2 separate regions of the Homo sapiens genome follow, and region 1 is linked to region 2. Evidence: read pairs that join two places in POLR2A ChIA-PET (ENCODE). Cell type or tissue: B cell. All regions are shown on one strand.

The links. ChIA-PET counts read pairs that join two places held together with the same protein. Peaks named below come from ENCODE experiments on the same cell type or tissue, not always from the same donor. Only the 100,000 strongest peaks of a DNase experiment are listed, where the experiment ranks them.
Region 1: POLR2A ChIA-PET joins it to region 2 with 7 read pairs; 2 of 35 experiments call an interaction of 5 or more read pairs at or near these places.

The regions. Positions count from the first base shown.
Region 1 is chr1:150,490,046-150,492,545 of GRCh38, forward strand. It overlaps TARS2 (threonyl-tRNA synthetase 2, mitochondrial), which reads left to right. Exons shown (of 18, transcript NM_025150.5): 4 at 556-680; 5 at 1,349-1,466; 6 at 1,553-1,617; 7 at 2,366-2,444. It overlaps MIR6878 (microRNA 6878), which reads left to right and starts at 2,300; the gene lies at 2,300-2,365. In B cell, no CTCF peak of the experiment used is centred here; no DNase peak of the experiment used is centred here.
Region 2 is chr1:150,155,953-150,158,452 of GRCh38, forward strand. PLEKHO1 (pleckstrin homology domain containing O1) reads left to right here. Exons shown (of 6, transcript NM_016274.6): 3 at 114-254; 4 at 959-1,063; 5 at 1,433-1,534. Among named protein-coding and RNA genes, the nearest start is that of LINC02988, 3.5 kb to the right of the region's middle. In B cell, no CTCF peak of the experiment used is centred here; no DNase peak of the experiment used is centred here; H3K27ac peaks cover 2,500 bases.

The sequences.
Region 1 (2,500 bases), 330 kb after region 2:
GGGTGGGGCTGGAGCTTCTATGCACTGAAAGAAGAAAAAATACTGGCCTTCTTTCTTTTCTATTCAGTCTTTTTTTTTTTTTTTTTTTTTTGAGATGGAGTCTCACTCTGTCACCCAGGCTGGAGTGCAGTGGCGCGATCTTGGTTCACTGCAACTTCCACCTCCCGGGTTCAAGTGATTCTCCTGCCTCAGCCTCCTGAGTAGCTGGGATTACAGACACACGCCACCATGCCTGGCTAGTTTTGTATGTTTTAGCAGAGACAGGGTTTCACCATGTTGGCCAGACTGGCCTCGAACTCCTGACCTCAGATGATCCGCCTGCCTTGACCTCCTGAAGTGTTGGGGTTACAGGCATGAGCTGCTGTGCCCAGCCTTTTTTTTTAAGCTTGTTACTTTTTAGTGGTCACCCCCAAAATCTAGGATCCCCATTTTGTGGTAGTTATTCCTAGAAGAACCATACCGGCTTTCCTACCAGCTTTTGTGAGGAAGAGCTCAGAGATCTAGGGGTTAAGGGAGAAGTTTATGAACTTGTGAACCCCTTTTTTGTGAACCCAGGTGTTCTGGCACTCCAGCACCCATGTCCTGGGGGCAGCAGCTGAACAATTCCTAGGTGCTGTTCTCTGCAGAGGTCCAAGTACAGAATATGGCTTTTACCATGATTTCTTCCTGGGAAAGGAGAGGTGAGTAATGAAAGGAAGGAGGAGAATGATTCTGGGATGGTTTCTGAGGCTCTTTTCAGGGGCCTTGGGCATGCTCCATTTGGATGAGGAAGCTGGAGGAGAAGGGTTTCTCTAGGTCTCAACTATGACATTAGTATCTCCTTCTGTGCTAGTCCATGTCCCTCTTCTAACTTTGCTTGAAATTTACCTTCTTGGCTGGTGCACATGTAGTCCCAGCTACTTGGGAGGCTGAGGTGGAAGGATCACTTGAGCCTGGGAGGTTGAGGCTGTGGTGAGCCATGATCTTAACCACTGCACCCAACTTGTGTGACACAGCAAGACACTTTCTCAAAAAAAAAACAAAAAGAAAAAGAAGAAACAACTTACTTTGTTACTTGTTAGCTTTCATAAATTCAAGTTTTACTTAATCGCCCTCATTACTATTGTTCTAACTTTGTCTATCCAGATTTCCTGCATTCAACTTTTAACTTCATGCATAGAGCTTTTTCTCCAGCTGTAATATCTGTTACCTGATATCCTATTTATATTTTCTCTGAGTTTGTCTGTCTTTGCCTATAACTCTAGATTTCTCTTGAAGGACAGGACCTTACCCGCTAGCCAACAGGTGTGTCACCCAGGTGATTGATGCACCTCATAGGATGCAACCCAACCAATTCTCCTCTTTCCAGGACAATCCGGGGCTCAGAGCTGCCTGTTTTGGAGCGGATTTGCCAGGAACTTACAGCTGCTGCTCGACCCTTCCGGAGGCTAGAGGCTTCACGGGATCAGCTTCGCCAGTTGTTCAAGGTGGGGTGGAGGGAAGAGGTGGCTCTTCCAGGACATCTTTGTGGGAATAAACACTTTTCTTCAATCTCCCTTCTACCTTTTTCCAGGATAACCCCTTTAAGCTTCACTTGATTGAGGAGAAAGTGACAGGTCCAACAGCAACAGTATATGGGTAAGAGTTGTCAAGATTAAGGCAAACAGAGAGGTGGGGAAGCATTGAAGAAGGCCAGAAATGCGATAAGGGAAGAAAGATAGAAGGTAATTTGTGTTGCTCCAGAAAAAGAAATGGGAATGGGAATTGATTTTTTTTTTTTCTTTTTTTGAGACGGAGTCTTGGTCTGTCTCCCAGGCTGGAGTGCGGTAGCACGATCTCGGCTCACTGCAACCTCCGCCTCCTGGGTTCAAGTGATTCTCCTGCCTTAGCCTCCAGAGTGGCTGGGATTACAGGCATGTGCCACCATGCCTGGCTAGTTTTTTTTTTTTTTTTTTTTTTTGAGATGAAGTCTTGTTCTGTCACCCAGGCTGGAATGCAGTGGCGCGATCTCGGCTCACTGCATCTCTGCCTCCCGGGTTCAAACAATTCTTCTGCCTCAGCCTCCCGAGTAGCTGGAACTACAGGCATGCACCACCATGCCTAGCTAATTTTTATATTTTTAGTAGAGACGGGGTTTCACCATATTGTCCAGGCTGGTCTCGAACTCCTGACCACGTGATCCACCCACCTTGGCCTCCCAAAGTTCTGGGATTATAGACATGAGCCACCGCGCCCTGCCAGGGAATTGATTTTTATCTGCCATTGCCCTCTCTCAGTAGGACAGTTCCTTTCTCTTCACCTCTTCTGTCAGCTAAAGACCATGAGAGGGAGAAAGCTAGAAGCTGAAGATTCTGAAAATCACTAACTGGCCTCTTCTTTCTCCTAGGTGTGGCACATTGGTTGACCTTTGCCAGGGCCCCCACCTTCGGCATACTGGACAGATTGGAGGACTGAAGCTGCTATCGGTCAGTTGTGGGACAGAGTTAGGTTAAGATTCCTATTTTGAGCCGGGCATGGTGGC
Region 2 (2,500 bases):
CGTGCCTCCCTCTCCTCAGGCTTCCTCTGTTTCCCAAGATGATCTAAACTAACAGTCTGGGTGGAGGGGCTAAATAATTTTATCCTCCTCACCTCACCCCAACCCTCCCCTAGGTAAAAGATGAGAAAAATATTCAAGAGGTATTTGACCTGAGTGACTATGAGAAGTGTGAAGAGCTCCGGAAGTCCAAGAGCAGGAGCAAGAAAAATCATAGCAAGTTTACTCTTGCCCACTCCAAACAGCCCGGTAACACGGTATGTTTCTCCTGCCACCTTGGCTGCTGGAACATGGACAGGGTTGGAGGGGGCAGGGGAGAACTCCTTCCCCTCAGTTTCTCTCTCAGCAATCTTGGTTCAGATTCCCTGAATTGCTCTCCTGCTGGCTTTTATCATTTCACCTGAGAATATTGTAGCCATTTCCTTCTTTCCAGGCAGGCCACCCTTTAACCTGTTCAGCCACAAAGATCATCTCTCTATATATCTCTTTATTTTTCTCTGTCTTATACACACACATCCACACATGTGCATATTTACATCCCTTAGAAGAAAATCCCTGTCCTTGTACCCTGATAGGTGGTTGAAGTTCTGAATCTAATTCATCTTGTCTGAGGGAACCCAGGGAAGTTATTCCTGTCACATTCTATTTCTTCAAACATTGAAAGATTTGTATTTTAATACCTATCCTTCATCAGACTTCCTCTAATTATCTCTAATACCATACTAATATTCAGTATCCTTCTTAGCTCCTCCTTGGTCATTTCTAAAACAACCTCCTAGCTATGCATTTTGCAGGAATAGAAGCTGGGTTTCCTTAAGTTATGGATGACTCTGGAAGCAGAATATCTCTCCTTCCTGGAGCTAGGTCTAAGAAAGTGAGATTATAATCTCTTATTTCTTCATTGTCAAGGTGAGGCACCACCTCTAAAACCCTGGCTGAAACAGGAATCTTCCCCTCACAGGCACCCAACCTGATCTTCCTGGCAGTGAGTCCAGAAGAGAAGGAATCGTGGATCAATGCCCTCAACTCTGCCATCACCCGAGCCAAGAACCGTATCTTGGATGAGGTCAGGGGGCTCACTGTGGGGAGAGGGAGGAACGCTGGGGCAGAGGGAACAGCTGTGACCCACTGAAGGGGGAGGATTGTGCAGGCCCCGTTTACTCGCTCCTCCACCAGCTCTACTTCTTTACCACCCTTTTAAAAGCCCTGATCTCTTTCTACCTTCTCTCCAAGTCTCATCTGACACCTCCTCTTCCCCGCTTCATGATGGGGGAGCCAGCCTTGGGTCAGCTTAAAGAGCCCCCTTCGTGTCCAGTAAATCCCCTTGCCCATTCAGAAGCAGTGAATGGAGTGGGCACATGTTCAGGCCTCGGGATGCTGGGTTGGGACAGCGAGTCGCTGAAGAGCACTCATGATTCACAGTACATCTCTTCAGGTCACCGTTGAGGAGGACAGCTATCTTGCCCATCCCACTCGAGACAGGGCAAAAATCCAGCACTCCCGCCGCCCCCCAACAAGGGGACACCTAATGGCTGTGGTATGTAAGACTGTAATAAACATTGCCAAAGGGCCAATTCTGTGTCAGTCCATCTCAGACAGAACTGTATGCCACCAGAGGCATTTGCGGGAGGCCTCCTTGATGCCAAGATCAAAGGCGAGGGAAGTCCTTCCACCCAATGCCTCTGCCAGATCTAAATCAAAAGGTTTTATTCAGCGCCCATTAGGAGTTCAAAAGTCCCAGCTCCCAGTAATGTTACCCTCTTTCGGAGAAAATGAGTTATACCCACAGGAAAATGAAAAATTAGCTACTGTATGGTGGCTGTCTTGATGGGTAACAACATGTAGTACCGCGGGTGTTTGGAGGAGAAAGGATCACAATGAACTCCTGAAACATACAACGTGCTAGTTTCTTTCATGCCTCTGAGCTCTTAAGTCTTCAGAGAGAGAGGCAGGCAGGTATAATGCAGAGAACACAGGCTTTGGAGTTAGAACCTGAGTTGGAACCTCACTGTAATCAGCTACCTGTGTGGTTCCCTGAAGTTGCATGTCTCCAACTGTAAAATGAGGCAGTAATCATGCCTGCCTTGAAGGGCTGCTGTGAGGAATGACTAAAACAACATATTTGGTATTGAATACTCATCATTTTTAGTATTCTGGAAATAAGAGAACAAATTTTATTATAAGGCAAGGGGGCTGAAGTGTGGGACTCAGAGGATGCAGATGGAGGAGGACAGTCGTGCCATGGGGAGCATCCTGTGTGCATCAGATGCAGTTTAATTGCTGAGAGTCCACAATACCAAGGAAGAGGGCGCCCCTCAGGAAGCTTATGGTAGAGTGGAGAATACAGGAAACAAGTAACAAACTAAATCACAGAAGAAGAAACATTCAAGTCACTATCAAAGGAATAAGAAACAGCACATTCAGTAGGAGGGTTCAGTCAAGAGCAGAGGGCTTTGCCAGGCAGGGGGGCTCACACCTGTAATCCCAGTACTTTGGGAGGCTG